3 separate regions of the Homo sapiens genome follow, and all the other regions are linked to region 1. The links are chromatin loops, found by intact Hi-C in ENCODE. Cell type or tissue: mammary epithelial cell. All regions are shown on one strand. Links, peaks and the distances in the headings refer to the core of each region. The heading gives the core; the rest is flanking DNA.

Evidence for each region. A loop is a pair of places that touch in the nucleus more often than their neighbours do. Peaks named below come from ENCODE experiments on the same cell type or tissue, not always from the same donor. Only the 100,000 strongest peaks of a DNase experiment are listed, where the experiment ranks them.
Region 2: it touches region 1 in a loop (2.5-fold over the local background); 6 of 110 quality-filtered maps call a loop at or near these places.
Region 3: a loop joins it to region 1, with 3 times the contacts of the local background. A loop is called at or near these places in 2 of 110 quality-filtered maps.

What each region holds. Positions count from the first base shown.
Region 1 is chr15:53,206,695-53,212,644 of GRCh38, reverse strand. All of the region lies in intron 5 of LOC107983981 (a long non-coding RNA gene), which reads right to left. Among named protein-coding and RNA genes, the nearest start is that of LINC02490, 93 kb to the right of the region's middle. In mammary epithelial cell, for the core only: no CTCF peak of the experiment used is centred there; DNase peaks (open chromatin) are centred at 2,804 and 3,124; H3K27ac peaks cover 1,560 bases.
Region 2 is chr15:53,714,074-53,720,023 of GRCh38, reverse strand. WDR72 (WD repeat domain 72) reads left to right here. Exons shown (of 20, transcript NM_182758.4): 4 at 3,339-3,417; 5 at 4,657-4,831; 6 at 5,514-5,590. Among named protein-coding and RNA genes, the nearest start is that of WDR72, 43 kb to the left of the region's middle. In mammary epithelial cell, for the core only: CTCF peaks have their summits at 2,351 (motif pointing right) and 2,911 (motif pointing right); no DNase peak of the experiment used is centred there; H3K27me3 peaks cover 120 bases.
Region 3 is chr15:53,583,739-53,589,688 of GRCh38, reverse strand. The region is part of intron 18 of WDR72 (WD repeat domain 72); the gene reads left to right. Among named protein-coding and RNA genes, the nearest start is that of WDR72, 170 kb to the left of the region's middle. In mammary epithelial cell, for the core only: a CTCF peak has its summit at 2,697 (motif pointing right); no DNase peak of the experiment used is centred there.

The sequences.
Region 1 (5,950 bases), core at 389-5,388:
CAAGTCTGATACAGGCTCAGATTCAAATCCGTCCATCAATCCATGAATCAATACTTATCAGACTCCAACAAAATAAAATATCTACTCAGATGAGGTTCCCTTCAGAGAATAATTTGACGTTCTCATCTTCTCCTGATTCAGTAATTTAGGAAAACGTGAAGTGTGACTACAAAGTAATGATACTGATTCCACTTGTCACACATGAAAATCAACCTTGTCATTTATATAATTCCAGTCACTTATATAATTTGGAATCTCATCACTTATATAAATTGGAACACTTTGGGGAAACAAAGAAAATTCTTGTTATGGGTTATATATTAGGATAAATTGATATTGTGGCTGATTTAATTCACTGTTCCTATAAATTAATAGATTGGGTTTAATTTCAGTTTTAGAGTTTTATGGGTTCAAGTATCTGAAATATACCAAGGATCACCCAGGGGCAAGGCTGTGTAGTGTGGTGTGTGCATATGCATGTGTGTATGTGTGTACATGCATGGGCATGTTGAAAGTGGGACTGCAGGGTAATAGTAAAAGCAGAAAACATAACTTTAAGAGTTTGAAATCTAACTGAATGGACAACAACTAACAGCCCCGTCGCTAACAGCTGTGTGACCTCCAGCAAGTTACTGAGCTTCTCTCTGCCTGTTTCCTTGTCTGTAAAATGCAGGTAGTAATAGTAACTACTTCCTAAGCCTCAGGTGAGGATTAAGTGAGCTCATATATGTAAAGTGCTAAGCACAGTCAACACTGGACTTGGTGATGATAATAATGACTATGGTACTGCAATAACAGTGCAGAGAGATATTATTGCATTTATTGCAGCAACATTGTCATCAGCGTTCAAGATTTAATTTTGGAACTGGAAGAAATCTTAACTTTCAAAGTTGCTTGGTTCAAATACACTGTTTCACAGGGAATAAATTGTGGCAACATAGAGGTGATATGACTGCCAATGTTAGTGATAGGTGGAGGCCTAGAAAGAACCCAGTCTCCTGACTCCTTTGCCTTGTTTGTGTAATTATGAGGAAGGAGAGATATTTTGTGTGTTAGAGAGGGTTACTCAAAAACTCAGTGAATGAATACTGTCAAAGCAGTTTGAGGCACGAAAAGGGTAGACATTAAGTAAAGTCAGACACCAGTCAACAGCATTTATTGATTTATTTCTGTGTGAAGAGCATTGTATTATGTGCTGAATGGGAATGCTGTATTCTTATTCTTCAAGGCATAGAAGTTGACCTGGTATAGGTTGACCTGAATTTTTCTGTAAAAGCTTTCTCTAGATGGCTGCTTAAGCAGCTGTTAATCGAAAGAGAAAACTCCATTCCCCGCACCTTTCACTCTTCAACTTCACCAGTGCTCCCAGTGTGCCTTGGGATGCAGTAGACTCCTTTACCAGCACTCACCAAGTAGCTTGCCCCAGACCTTGGAAAGACTCTTGGTCCCGAAGTATAGGCTAAGAAATTAGGCTCGACAGTATTTTATTTTTTAAAAACCTGTGTATTGTGCAATAAAGATAAAGCCATCATTATTCTTACATAAAATCTTTTCAAGTTTATTAACCCTAAAGCTTGAATATTTAGTTGAATCCAATGTTCTTAGATCGTATTCTATTTCTCCCTGCAAATTATAGAGAAATCACCAATAAACATCCTGGTTCATAATACGAGAGCTGCAACGATTTTTGCCCTTGCCTCTGTCTCTGCAACAGAAAGGGAGAGAGAGGAGAGAATGGATTTGGCATTCTAGCTGAGCTCCAGGCACCCATGCATCCATGCAGCATATGCACTTCAAAGGGTACTGGGCAGCCACCAAGAGAGGCCCCAAACTGCACCCTCACCAGGTACTGTGGTTTAGTTGGTCTTCACTCCCTGCCCCCACTGCACCTCCACTTAATATTCACTTTTATTGCAACCACATTCTTCACAATTGATCAGCAGTTTCTTTTGGAAATTCAGGATAAAAAAAAAACAGTCATTTCCAGCAGGTACATTCTTCATGTCTTGATTTTTTATTTACTCTATATTTTTGATAAAGGTGTATTGGAGGTATATTTGTTCTCTGCACATGTGTGTTTGTGTGTGGAGTGAGGGGTGGTAGTCACCAAAGGAGATGCCAGGAATCTTGAGCTGTAAAAGAGATAATAATTAAAAGAGAATTTCAAGGTGGGATTTTTCTGTGAACTGACTAAACTCTGTGAATGATCAGGCACATCAAAACATAAAGACAAGCAAACAACCTTCTCTCGGTTCTATACTTTTCAGGCTCAAATAAAGCTGAAACTTACAGAACTTGAATATTTAATTGCATCCAGTGTTCTTAGACTTTTTATTTAGAGCTGGATGCTTTTGCTTATAAGGCCCTAGGATTGTGCTTATAATATGGCTGGGAGAGAAAAGACCTCAGTGCCAGACTTCTCAGTGGGGCTGGAACTAGAAATAGATAGGTGATAGATAGATAGATAGATAGATAGATAGATAGATAGATAGATAGATAGATAGATAGATAGATAGATTAGATAGATAGATAGTAGATAGATGGATAGATAGAGGATAGAGAGATGGTAGGTAGATAAATAAATAGATTGGTAGACAGATGGCAAATAGTAGATAGATAGACACATATATACATAGAGGGATAGACAAAACAGAAAAGAGTGAAATAAGTGGATTAGTATAAAGGGAGAAAAAGTTCCACTTTTAAAGAAAAGTGGAAAACAAAGCTCTCATTATTACCAAATGCATTTGCCCTAACAACGTGTTTTGTGGTTTCGTTGCCGCAGTTTTTCTCTCTCAAAAGAATTACTATTCATGAGTTATAAACAGGAGAGTGACGCATACTTATAGGAAGCAGCCAGTAAATATACGTAAGTAAAGAAGTTCTGTATTATTTTCCTTTTAAATTTTACATTGTTTATTGTTTATTATTCAATTTTTTCTGTTAGATTCATCCCTGTTGCCTGAAAACAATTGGTTTTTATGCCTAAAGAGGAGGAAATCCTTCCCTTAACTCCAATGGATCAAAGAAGTCTTCTTGGAAGAGGAGCATTTTCTCACTGCTCAGAGGAAAGAAAGACAGGGACTTTGTTTGAACTAATCTGGAAAAAATGATGACGCTTCACTCAGTTATTTTAAAATCTGGCCACGAGGATATTTTTGAAACCTCGTCATAAGAATATCATTTGTCCTATGACACAGTTGCTGTTTATCCGATTATCTAAGTTAATGATAATAAGATATACACAAATTAATGTTACTCCTTGGACTCAAAATTTGAGCCTGAAATGAAGCGAGTGACTTCATTTCTCCATTTTACAGAAGTTGGAAGCTCATTTTAAAAATCTGCCACACTGTACATTAATGAAATGGGGTGTGTCTGGGATTCTCTGACTCTACTTCATTCAATTAGTTGTCTCTAACACACTTATCTTAGAAATCTTAAGATGGTGAGAAATAGCCCACGTTCCTCATTCTTAGCATTTACAAAGCTTCACACATATGTTCTCTCCCTCCACCACTGCCTCCCATGATTCAGTCACTTCATATTGTAATACTTTGGTGATTATTGATTTTTGGTTAAGGTTGGAGCCCAGTACAACTGTGTGAGCATTCACTGCCTTCAATTTGATGGCACGCTGCTGCCTGCCCACTCCATATTGACAGACATCCTCTTACTTTCAGATTGTTGTTCGTTGGCTGATGAACACGCAGGAGGGAGATCATGACCTTTTCTCTTATCTGGACAGCTCTTAGCTTCACAAACATTTTTTTTTGCTGCAGGGTGCTATTAACAACAGGATGATAGAACAAAGAAATGAAGAGATGAGAAGCACATCAATGTATAAAATTTTCTTTATTAGGACACCCTCGAGGCCCAAGAAGGGGGGTGTCTAATTATCAAAGTGTTGACTTTCTCCTCCTTAGAAAAACAAATTTTACACACGCGTGCACACACACATACACACATGCTCTAATGAGGTCACGATTTGAAAATTAAGGGTTACTCATTCCCTTCATTCATGGGAGTTTGCAACTCTCCTTTCACTGGAGATCAGTTTATGTGAATAGAAAAGAAAACCAAAGTAATTGAATTTATTATACAGCAGTCATGAGTTAAGACAAGACACATTATAATTAGTTGCAGCATATTGATGATTAAAATTTAATGAGCTCATTTTTCCTATATTTGAAGGAGTGTAAGTTTAGCTCTGTGGGATTACTTAGGGCAAAGGTGTTAGAAGCATAGGCAAATTATTACTAGTCTGGGTTTGCATGCCTTTTTGCCTCACAAGCCTTGTATTTGAATTTAAGGGCCCTCAAAGTATAGAGAATAGAGACATTTTCAGATGAAACCCTGTCTTCAATTCTAACAGATCTATTACTTATTTTCTGTGCAGCTCTGAAGGAAAATTTTGAACCTATAGGTGTGGAGACTATCCTAAGAGAATATCCTGCCTTTCCTTTGCGGTGTGTTAAATTCAACCCAAAATTTCTCAGATCACTGGATTTATGCTGGGGCTGTTTAGCTTAAGCCAATATTCTTGATAATAAAAAGCTAAAATTTAAAAAGAAAAGATAAAAATAGCTGTAAGGAAAGCTATAGAGCAAGCACCTATGTAACAAAATGATGTTGATACTAGGAATGAACACAGATGTTTGCAGCCTTGTCTCTGTGACAACATTAATTATTCCAAACTGGTCATCTCTATAGACTTTGTTTCCCACTATGAATGACTAATCACTTCCTTGTTTTAGGTCCCAAATCCTAATACAAATATCTGATAATGTGTAAATCAACAATATTATATTTTTTAAAATCTCATGTTAAGTTATAGAGGTACAAAATACTATCTGAAAACACTAACTTCTTTAATTTTAATTGTGGCTAGTTTTTTCCCTCACATTTTGTTTAAGGTAAAATCCCCTCTGGCTTGAAAACATACTCCCTATGTCAAAAATACGTGAAAATAGAGGTGTAAAAAGGAAACACTATACAATCAAAGGTCTAATGGCCCCAGCAGGACATAACCAATAAATATAAAGTAGTTTAAAAGGGTGCAGGGGAGATGATTTGAAATTCCAATGAGCACTGTTTTGTATTTTTGTATAGTATTTTATCTAAGCATCCCAACCCATCCAAACTGCATGAGCATTAAAGCAATACATCTTATATCTCTGTAGAGGTGATAATATCCTTTTCTCCAGAATGAGTGCATCATTTTTGGAGATGCATGGAGAATGAGAAAAAAATTCCCAGGGCAATGTTGGCCCTGAAGTTGTGCCACCAGGAAAATCCTCTCGTGGTCTCTGATACAGCATCCTCAACCCTACCCAGAGACTACAATCATGTACAGAAATATTGGCGTATAAAGCAAAAAGGGTGAGCTTAATTGCCATCCCAATTCACTTATTTATTAACTTTTAAGTGAAGGGAAAAAGAGCTAGTCCCTTCCAGTCTAGCTGTTGGTTAATGGAGATTTTCTATTAGCCATCATCCACATATTTCTACTGCAGTTAAGACTGTTGCTCAAAATTATGGCCTTAAAGCATAACCTTGATGTGCTTCTGAATCATTAAAGCAGGACCATATTACATTCATCAGTGTGTCCATGTTTCATGAATTTTACAGTACTGAAAATTCTTCCTGAGCTAGCTACAAGTGGGGGATTCATGGATACTCTCACCAACAAGAGACTTTGGCCAAAACCCTCTATTTCTCTGATGGTGCTGAATAAAGATATGGCATCTCATACTGAGATGAGCGAGGATAAGACTAAACCATAAACTGGGTGAGGCAGAAAAACAGGATTTTTCTCATGAATTATCCAGTTTTCTAGGGCCCTACAGACCTACCCAAAGATTGAAAAAAACTTGAAAACTGGAATTTGTCAACAAAATACATCCCTTGGAAAGGTTCCATAGCTACTCCAGATAAAACCTACATTGGT
Region 2 (5,950 bases), core at 412-5,411, 510 kb before region 1:
ATACTAATCAAAATAAGGTTGGTATGACTATATTATTTTTATATATGTATAGTTAATAAAATTTTAAGGCAAAAAGCCTTGGCCCCAATAGAAAGGTTTATAACTTATTAATAAAGGTTTAGTTACTGGCAAGAGATGAGCCCAGAGAAGTAGGGCACCAGGACTTGGAAGCCGCTAGGTGAGTGCTTCTCAATCCTGAGCGTGCACCAGAATCACCTGCAGAGTTTGTTTAATTAGAGATTTCTGGGCCCCACTACCGAAAATACAGATGTAGTAGGTCTGGGCTAGGGTCTAGTAACTTGCGTTTCCAAAGCATTCCTAGACTATGCGGGTACTGCTGGCCCAGAGCCCATATTTGAAGTAGCAAGTACCCACATTTGGGAGCGTGAGAGAAAATGTTGGGTCAAGAGTTACGGGAAATTTATTAGTAACGATATCATTCATTGAGATAATGAACCAAAGAGAGAAGATGCTATGCTTCATATTGAACATGAAAGTGTGTGATCTCCTGAAAGTCACACAGGTGGAGATGTCTAAAAGCTAGTTGCCTATAGAAATATAGAGCTGAAGTAAACCGCTCTGGGCTTCCAATAGCATAATAACAGTACCTGAAGCCAGGGGAGTAGATAACTTACCCAGGAAGAGAGTGAAATATAAGGATGTAAGAAAGTATAAGACAAATATCTAGGGAAAACCAGCACTTAAGAAGCAGACAGAGGAAGAAGAGGAGGCTGAGAATGCCAAAGAAAAAATGAAAGTATAATAAAAGACAAGGGAAAAGAGTTTGAAAAATGTAATAGACTTCCAATGCAAGATGGCAAAGCAAGCATTCATGTTTATCTCCTCTCCTTCCAGACACTTCATTAAAGTTTGATCAAAACTATAGTGTTATAAGCACACAAATATGAAAAATAAGAATGAGGTCAAGAGAAAATAATATATTTCCAAAAGATAGAAAGTGTATGGAAGAATGGTGGCTGATGTATTTATCCATGGAACAAATTTTTATTGAGGTGCTGAGGTGGGGATGTAAAGTTGAGTAAGACCAAAAAATTCCCCTTTTCAAGGAATTTGTAGTGAGAATATAACAATTTTCTAATGTTATATGTCGTAGACACTTTCATCTGCTGTTTTCTTTTCATTGAAATAAAAATTTAAGAATTTTTAAGCTTTTAAAAATTCTTAAGATTTTTAAAATTTTTAAAAATCTTAAGGTTTTTAAAATTTTTAAAAATCTTAAGATTTTTAAAATTCTTAAAATTTATTAAGGTTTTAAAAATTCTTAAATTTAATTTTTTTATAACAGAATGTGATTTTAGCTATGTACAAACTTAGGCGACAGCTTCAGAAAATGAAAAGATTATGTTTTTTAATAGTTCAATTTCATGTCTTATTTTTACCTATGTAACTTATATGGTTCCAGGTAAGATGTCAGTGTTCCATTTCATACACCACAAATTTGCTTTCTTTTATTAAGCAAAATTGATAGGCAAAGAGCAAATTTTTGCTTTGTGATATATTTTCATTTTATTTTCAGATTTAATATAGAAAATAAAATGATAAGCAAACAAATAGGGAAAGCAATGGGATCCAAGATGGTTTAAATACATTAATATTTTTAAAGGAACTTTTACTGGTGTCCAGGTTCCAATCCTGGAAAATGTGAATTAATTGGCCTGATTTGATATCTGCATGGTCAGCCATCAGTATTTTTTAAAAGTTCTCAAATAAGTCTAATGTATAGCTAGAATTTAGAGCTACTGGTTTAGAAATGGGCTAGAAACAAGTCGACTGACCAGGTGCTTTTCAAAACCACACATGCCAGGATCCCAACACAGAGTCATGGAATTAGAATCTCTGGAGATAATATTTGGAATAGTATCAGGTGGTTGTTGATGCATAGCTAGAGTCAAAAACCTTGTTAATAAGCTCAAATCCCTTAAAGAGCTAAAATTTTATAATGTTGACTGCTTAAGGTTCAATTACTTTACCTTTGCAATATGTTTCTTTATTTTATAGATGCATTATTAGTTTGTTTCCCTTTGAGATATATTATTTCAATATCTACCTTCCTCCCAATCTTATTTTTTAGTACATACACACAGACACACACAGAGAGATTTTTTCCTCCTATTTTATAGAATTATATGTCTTTTCAGGTTACCTGAAATCTTTTTGGAATGAGGCTGGATATAAACAGAGGGAAAATGCTATGAATATTTTGTGTGTATTTCTAGAATATTATTTCTCAACCTCAGTACTAATGGCATTTAGGAACAGATAATTCTTTGTTGTGGGGTACTGTTCTATGCATTGTAGGATATTTGGCAGCATCCCTTGCCTCTCCCCACTAGATGCCACTAGTGTGTTCCTAGTTCCAACAACCAAAAATATCTCCAAATATTACCAAGTGTCCTTGGAATGTAGGGGGAATAAGGGGTAGCAAAATTGCCCCATTTTAAGAACTACTCATGTAGAAGATTGAGTTCCCATGGTTGGTTAGAAAAACAAAAAAGCCTGCAAATCACCAAATGCATACAGTTGTTGACATTATTAGTCTATATATTTTGTTTCTTAGTATAATGGCAGTATCTCCTTTAAGGCCTATAAAACTTTTCTTTTTCTTGCATGGAAAATTTTGCTTATGTGTTAAAACTCTCAAGACTGAAGAATATTACCAAACAATTCTGAAACAGCCATTCTGATTTTTGTGAAGTCATATAAACTACCCTATGCTGGGTGTACTTTGTATTTTAAAACTATGTCTTTGTAATACATAAACGAAGTAAGAGTTTTCAAAATAATAATATTTTTCTAAATATTAAGTGGCAAGGATGATTTTAGGATTTCAAATCAGGAGAAGCAGAGATAAACTGTTATCGATGATAGACCAAATGTAGCCTCTTGGTGGCACTGTTTGTTTTTACAAAAATGATACATTGGCCTCAGAAGATGCAGCGCTTGATGCATTGTGATTTTCAGAATATGTAGTTTAAGTTCAGTGAAATAAAGCATTTTCAAGAGGATACAGTTTCCACTGAAAGATTGTTGTACTGTCACTAACAGGCTGTGATAGCTGTATCCCCACAATTTGTTGTAGGCCAGGTTGTCTCTAAAGTAAGGTTTGCAGGCTGGCAGCAGGGTGTAATTACCCAAACAAAAAGATACAGATACAGTATGTCATCCCTGCTAATGACCACAACATTTTCTTGCCCAAAATCTGTAACAAAAAGCCACATAAATGATCAGGCTGCTAAAGAAAAACTTGGTGGCACAAAAATTATTCCAGCCAATTGAGTGGAAATGACAGAGAATAACACAAAGTTATCTTCTGCTAGGGAGATGTGTGTTTGGAATGTCACCAATGGACAGTGCATGGAGAAGGCTACACTTCCTTACAGGCACACTGCAATCTGTGTAAGTACACTCACTTCCTTCAGGGCATTTCTAGATTCTGCAACTTGTTTAGGGCATTTGCAAATACACTTCTAAAGAAACATCTTTGGAGAATATTCTTTGCTTGAATTTTTATTTTGTCATGAGGGTCAAATATCACCAGTAATTGTCTGCTGTTTTGGCATTTTGCTTTCCCAAAAAGTATTATTCAAGCAGATTTTCCCCCTGATTCTTTCATTTTTGTATCTTTCTAACAGATTTGAAAGACAATTTCCATATATTGCCTTAGTGCTACAAAACATACACATACTTGTACATGTGTAAAAATTCAGTTTTAATGATGTGCTGTCTTATAAAGCACACACAGTTTTTTTCTCCCTCATTTCCAATTTTAAACCCTATGTTTTGGTGGATAGGTTCTTAATTTCTCTGTATATAACTTTTATAATCACTTCCCAATCTTTAAAGCAAATCTTGGCTTTTAGTAGATGGTTTCCAAGCATATGTAGTGTGGTTGCATGATTCCAATGGTGCTGACCGTGTTTTAAAATATTTTACACTCTTAGTGTTGCTGATGTGCATTGTAACATTCATGAACTCTCTTCTATTTTTTTTGGAAATAAAACCCTGCACAGAGAGAGCTGGTTGAAAGTAGAATGCATTACTTGATCTTTAATAAAAGATTTCCAAAACTTATTTGGCATAATAATCCTCAAATGCCCTTCAAATACTTTATTTCTTTTTAACATACAGCATTGTTGCTATGGCAAGGAACCTGGGTTTTGTTGTTGCTATTAATTTTTTCTCTTTAAGAGACAGGGTCTTGCTCTGTCACCCAGGCTGAAGTACAGTGGTGCTAACGGCAACCTCAAATTCCTGGCCTCAAGTGGTCTTCCCACCATAGCCTCCTCCCAAAGCACTGGGATTATAGGCATGAACCACTGTGCCTGGTCCTGTTGTTGTTGTTTAGTTCCAAGTTGCACTCCAGAAATAATATAATTGTGAGCTTTCCATGATTTAGAATAAAATTACTTCTTCCAAGCGATCTCTCTTTCCCTAGAAAAATCATGAGATGCAAATGAGACTAAAGTGCCAATAGGAGTTTGGAATAACTGAACTAAGAGAAATTTTAGTTGCTATTCAGTTCAATACCTTAATTGATCATATGCTAAAACTAAAGTCTAGAGAAATCTTCAATGTAGCCAAATTATGTTAATTTTAGTGATAATTAAATGTTTGCTTTGCTTTCCATGTACGTAGTATTACCACTGCTCATTCCGGATGACAGGAGAAGGCTGGCTTCTTTGTTGTGGAGAATATCAAGATGTCCTTATAATTGATGCCAAAACTTTGGCTGTTGTTCACAGTTTTAGATCATCTCAGTTTCCTGACTGGATCAACTGCATGTGCATTGTTCACTCCATGAGAATTCAAGGTAATAGTTGGATATTATCTGACAGTAGAGAGATTGCATATAAAAATATCTACTTTTGAATTATTTGTCAAATTATTGGGCAGAAATTCAGAAAGAATGCTTCTTTATGCTTACCTGTTAATGAGGATATGTCTGTAATACACCTGATCAAGAAAAACTAAGAACACCCATGCCAGTGGTTCAAAACATTGGAAAGTCAGCAAAAGGTTAAGATGAGGGGGAAAGAGGAGAATTTGTGTTTTTATAACCAAGTTCTGCTTGTTACATTTTAAGAGTGACAAGCAGGTTTTGTTGTGGATTAGCAGGACTCCTGGAATTTTGCCCTGCTGTATCTTCTAGATGTAGTATTGATAATTCAGTTTCTGTAATGAGTGACTGCAAAGGGAAGTGGAAGTTGGCGCCTCACTTACTTCCGAAATAGGAAGGTTTCATTTTATGATGATTTGCAATGTGGTTCTGCTTCTAGTGGTGCTCTTCTTATACCTAGGAATCACTTTGAAATTTTAAAACAGATTTGGAGCACGATGTAAAATGTTTATTTTTTCTAGTTAAAAAGTAACTCCAAAGCTGAAAATTTTCTATCTACACAGCCCTGCGTAATTCTTAAATGACTGTGAAATGATTTTTACCTACCCAATTATATCCATGGTAAGCTTATATGTGACTTTTATTATTTTCACAGAAGATTCTCTCTTGGTGGTATCAGTAGCTGGTGAGCTCAAAGTATGGGATCTTTCCTCATCTATCAACAGCATTCAGGTTGGCTTGGGAACCCTACTCTTTTTTCCTTACAATTTCAAGCATATTCATTAAAATTTATAAATTTTAAGGCTATTACATGTTTATTGTCAAAAGTTCAAATAACATAGAAGTGTATAAATTCTACTTCCATATATTTCCCCCATCCATCTTCCCAGGGGTGAGCCTTGGTACACTTGGCTTGTATCCTTCCAACCTTTTCTCCATGTATATACAAATGTTTTCATTTACACACACACACACACACACACAGAAAGATTACATTTTTAATCTTTTAAAAAATAGAACATCTCTCTGTTCGTTACAGAGGAAATCCCCCTTTTTTCTGAGTATATGTGAACAGTGGCAAGCAAATGACCC
Region 3 (5,950 bases), core at 289-5,288, 380 kb before region 1:
CTTTGGTAACAGTCGTGCAGGCACCACTTTATCTATGATTGTCTGCATACCCATTTAAATTATTGACAAAAAGTGATCTAGATTCTGTCACTGAAGTCAATGTGTTTTGCACTATTGTTTCCGAAGCTGAGACTGACCTCCCGACACTGACCCTTCAAGGACAGGGATCAGGTCTATTTATCTTTTTTCCTCCCATCACCTAAAATGATCTCTTACTTAGAAGCTGTTAATAAGTGTTTATTGAGTGGATGGGTGAATGGATGGAAAGTGAGATAGTTTGTACTGAAGATTCAGCCAATTCCTAATTAGTAAAAGAAGGAGCAGTGGAGGGAAACCAGCCGATTGCTATTCTTTAGCATCCAGACAAAGTCTTGAATACAAACTGAAATTCGTGAATACAAACTGAAATTCGTGTTATCTGAGAGTCACCATCCTAGGACCATGAGATGTACACACAGCAAGCTCACAGGAAATTAAAAATAGTCATATGAATGAATCTAGTTTGTAACCCCCCAGAAGACTCTGTTAGTGATAGTTATTTCACTCTTGACTGCTCACTTTGTCATGATCTGATTTCAGTTTGATATTTTTAGAGACCTGAGCCTTGCCTGAAACTTACCTCACTCCTTATTCAGTTACAGTTTATCCACAGAAGTTTCTAAGGAGCCGCTGCCTCAAACATTGTTTCCTCAGTATTTGGATTCACATATTGTGTTCTGACTCATCACCTCCCTATGGACTTCTGGCTCATTCCTGGTCTCTTACAGTAGCCCCCATGCTGCTGACACAGAGCCCTCTTTGCAACATGGCTGGCTTGGGTCAGCCTCCACTAATGATTCATTCTACTTCTGAGCCTGGGAATTTGTGTGACATTAGTTCCTCCATCAAATGCAATTCTGTCAGCCAATATGGATATGTATTCATAGTTCTAAAAACAATTTTGGTAAATAGAGGGACTAAATTCCTTTAGAGAAAAACAACTGATTTAGAGAGCTTTGTCTTCTCAGCAGATAGCACAGTGTCTAGTATGTGGCAATTGCTAGAGAAATGGTGGCTGAAGGAAAAATTATCCATTTGTCCCAGTGCCCTTGGAATATCCCATTCCCATCAGAATGTCAGTCATCTTGCTAGCTGGAGCCTTATCCTTCCATTTTAACTCTTCAATTTATCTGCCCAATTTTCAGCCTTGGAACAATTTGAATAACTCGAAACATTTCTTATTAAGCACTTACTATGTCTAAGGTTCAATGTTAGGTGCTGACATTTTCATTTATATTACTTTCTACACTCCTTTTATAACCTTCTAAAATACTGTATATTACCTGGCACTCTAATTGCTTATTTATTTGCCTTTCTTTCCCAACTCTGTGAACTCCTTGAGGGCAAAAGTTGGAACTTATTAATCTTGTGCTCCTAGCAGCAAATGGACCACATGGTGTATGATGGGTGCTCATTAAATGTTTGTTGCCTGAGTGAGTGGATGTGTAATAAATGACAATGACAGACATCTATCAAAGAACTCTGGTCCAAGGCAGAATGAAAGAAATGCTAAATAATATGTTAATTGTCTGTACTAGAAAGAGAATGGAAATGGTGATTATAAGGATGATGGTTTTCTTCTGAAGTGTTAGTCCAGGGGCATTGCTTCAAATTTATCTACTTTGTTCAAGAGCAATATATCTGTCTAGAGAACCACCAGGAAAAATTAATGCTGACAAGTATTTGAAGGCAAAACCAAGGCAGAGTACTTCATTTTCAACCCCCTGAGAATAAGCTACAAGAAATGAAGACAATTCAAAGGAGAGTTGTTAGTTCTTTCTTTTACCTGCTACAGATGAGCATGGGCCCTTTATGTATATTTGTGCAGAATATCTGTCCTCCAGCCAGGCAGCCCTGCCAATCTAGGGACAATGTAAAAACACTCTTTGGTAACTGAATATGCCTAAGAACATGGTCTATATAAACTTCCAGCCTCACATGTTTCTTCTCATTAGAATGAGGTCAGTCTTGAAATTTTAAAAAAAGTAATCGTAGTGGATCTCAGTGCTCTCAATCCTAGCCAATATTTTGTAATGCTCCCTTGAAAATCTTAAAATGAAATTCATAAGCATTATAACCTACCTACATACATCATTTATATAACATTTAAAGGAAAAATAAATGGTAAGTAACTTATAGTAAAGTATTATGTGCAAAATCCTGGGCATGACTACACTGAAAGATATAGTAACATACTGTTATATAATATGCTGTGGTATACATAAGACCACTGCTATTGATGCATATATCTGTGTGTGTGGTGATTCTGTCAGTGATGTGGGTATCTAAAATGGATTTTCTTGACACTGGACAATAGTAGCAAAATGTGGCCATTCCTTAATATACAAGGTAGTGGCCTTCTTAGAAAATTCAAAGTATGTTAAAAGCCTTGAAAGATTCCTCCATAGTTATATGTAAAACAAAGTTATGTTCTGGACTTGGGAAATTACATACAAAGCTTTTCTTTTCATGAATGACCAGTGGAATATTTGAAAACCAAGCAGGACAGTTATTCACTGTGAAAGGCGTTCCTAAGCATTGCAGGCCATCTGGCATCTCTGGTGCCTGACTGCTAAATGCCAATAAAGTGTCTCTACAATCATTGAGAAACCCAGTCCCTCACTTGGGCAGTTTCCAAAGCCTCCCCCTAGGGGGCAGTACCAACCCTACCGAGAACTGCCTTAGAGAAAGGGATTCTAGACATTCTTAAGGACTTTGTTTCTGTCCCGCTCCCCTTTAAAAAAGTTCAGAAGGAGATGAAACCAAAAGAGAAAGTCACACTAACTCAAGAAGTTCCTTTTCTTTCTCTCCCATGTTTGCTTTTTCCCTTGTGTACCCTTTAGGTATTATAGCACTTCCCAGTCCATGTAGTAAATCATCAGCCATTCTGTCTCCACCATTAGAAAAGGGGCTTCTTATCCTATTCATTCACTTTCATCTTTATGTCCTCACAGCTTAGCTTTGGGCTTAGCAGAGAGTAAATATTGCTGGCTGATTAAATGAAGAGTATATGTTACTGAACTACTAAGCCTTGCCTAAAAAGGTCATCAAAGAAAACTCTAAAATTTACAACTGAAATTAAATTATTTTACAGTACAGAATAAACACAGTACATCTTAGAATTTTAAAATTAGATGGACTGTTACCCAATCTGTAAATTGAAAGAGAAAACTAGAAGTGAGAATAATGGTTGGAAAGAGATACACAGATAGGTTCATGTAATCTACTTATGATGGTGATTAGATTTATGATTGGGAACATAATTTCAAAACTTTGGCTTACAACATGCTAATTGTTGATACATGTTATCCTTAAAGTCCAATAGTCCATTAGTATTTAAAGTACATTGAAATCAGTTTTTGAGAACTCTTAATACCCTTTCACTTTCACATACATGAGGTATATCTCTTAGTATCTCTGGACCAGAATAGGCAATAACCAGTCTGGTCTGTTGTCCAGCTGGTAAGTCCAGCCATCAAATCACTCTACCTCTTTTGAATATATTTTATTAGGTGCTCTGTTTCCCAAGCTATGTACTTGAAATCTGAGAAGAATATGATGTGGTTTCTACTTTCCAAAAGGTTGTAAAAATAGTGAGGACACAGTGTGGTATGAGAAATTAACATTCACATTACTGTAAAGGCATAGAGAGCCACCAACTGCCTGGGAATGAATTTTAGAGGCTTCACATAGGAATAGACATTCACATGTGTGTTGGAGAATAATTTTGTGGCAGACATGAAGAGACGTACTGCTAAAATCCCTCTTAAAGAGAGGACTCCTTTCCCAGATGTGAGGAATATGGCTATCTGACAGCTTCCAGTTGTTAGTGCCTTTAATATCTGACCCAGCGTTGGAGCAGAGATCACACTCTTCTTGGGACGATGGCTGAGCATGATGGTGATACCAGGGCCTCACCATTTCTGGCCCATATTGACCTCCTTTCACAGGCATTCTTTGCTTTAGAGTTTCTGTTAGGCTGATAGAGCCTGAAGGGGTAAGAGAAACTTCTCTGTACCCTTTGGAGCTTTGATAAGTGAGTCTGCTGAAATAGACAGACGGTAGACAAATTAACAGGAGAAAAGGCATACCAATTTATTATATGCATGGGGGCATCACAGGAAAGTGAGTACCCAATAGCGCAATTATATGGTTTGACTCTGTGTCCCCACCCAAATCTCATCTCTAACTGTAATCCCCACGTGCTGAGGGAGGGATCTGTAATTCCCACGTGTCAAGAGAGGGAGGTGATTGGATCACAGGGGCGGTTTCCTCCATGCTGTTCTCATGATAGTGAGGGAGTTGTCATGAGATCTGATGGTTTTGTAAGCATCTGGCATTTCCCCTGCTTGCGCTTCTCTCTCCTGCCGCCTTGTAAAGAAGGTGCCTGCTTCCCCTTCACTTTCTGCCATGTTTGTGAGTTTCCTGAGGCCTCCCCAGCCTTGCAGAACTATGAGTCAATTAAACCTCTTTCCTTTATAAATTACCCAGTCTCGGGTATTTCTTTATAGCAGTGTGAAAATAGACTAATACACCCAATAATATTTAAAAACTTATATATCCTTATTCATAGGGGTGAGAGAAGTGGGGGATGTAGGCACTTTTAGAGGAAGAGTAAATGATTTTTAGGGGAGGTGAATGAGATATTAAAGTTCACAATTTACGCAACCCTGCTTTTGCCCTTTTTCTTTCACAGGTGTTACTTCCCAATAAACATTTGCATTTCTAATTTCATCTAAAATCTGCTTCTGGTGAGACCCAACTGACACTAGTTGGAAAGGGCTTGATGCAAGAAGGGCATTTGAGGCAAAGGGAATAACATGGGGACAGATACCAAGGCAGGGCAGTATGGCATGGTCAGGAGATGGGATGATTTTGGTGTGGGCAGGACATGGGAATGGGGATACTCCAAGCTGGGTTCAGAAGGTGAGATACCTGGAATGAAAAGGTTCTGCTGTGGAGCTTTTTTCTGAAAGAGAGAGACCATTAAAATTATTTTAAGAGATGCAAGACACTTTCAGTGCAAAGCAGAAACTGACAAAAGCAGGAGGTGCAAAGAAACCCTGTGTCCAAATTTTGTCCAAGTATCTATTTAGTGTTTTATTTGTAGAGCAGTATTTTTTCTTAATTTTTTAAATTGTTTTATAATTTTTTTCTGCCTTCATAAATGTAGCTTGTTTAGATGAACCATTAGTGCTCCATGTCCTACATGGAGTAAGAAATTTTGTTGACATTACATAGGGGAGGGAAAGCTTGCCTCCTTGCTTTTAGACCAAACAACACCAAATGCCCATTAGGATCATCAAATTTCAAATCTCATTAGTAACACCTTCTGAGTTGCTGTGGTTCTTCATGCCCATTTGAGGTTATTTCTCTTTCTTTATGGTTGGTCATTATCTCAATCACCCATCCTCTTTGAATCAGTTTTTAAATCTTTTCCAATTTGTATAAGTTAATATTTGGTCCGATTTTTCATCTCCTTTTATTCATCTGTAATCGTTTACCATTTATTGACAAGTTTGGGTTTCATTGTCAATTTTTCCCTTTCCTTTTTTGTGTAATTATGTAGACATTATTAACCTCCTTCTCTACAAACATCCTTAACTGAAACATTAAGTAAGACCAGATTATTAGGTGTTTGTTCTTAGACATTTTCCAGGAATAGGATATATTATCTCTCTGTCATTTAAAAAAATTTGATTTAATCAATAGAATTTTAACAAAGCAACTTAGAAGTGTGCTTTTCCTTGTGTTTATATTAATATTCAATGAATAATTTCAAAGGTTAAACCTCATGATCCATCTCTTCAAGCCATCTACTTAATTCTAGAGTCATTACATCACCTACTTCCCTTATGCCATTGACTTATGTTTCTTTCCAACTGCTGAAATTTGGCAGCATCATTTATTT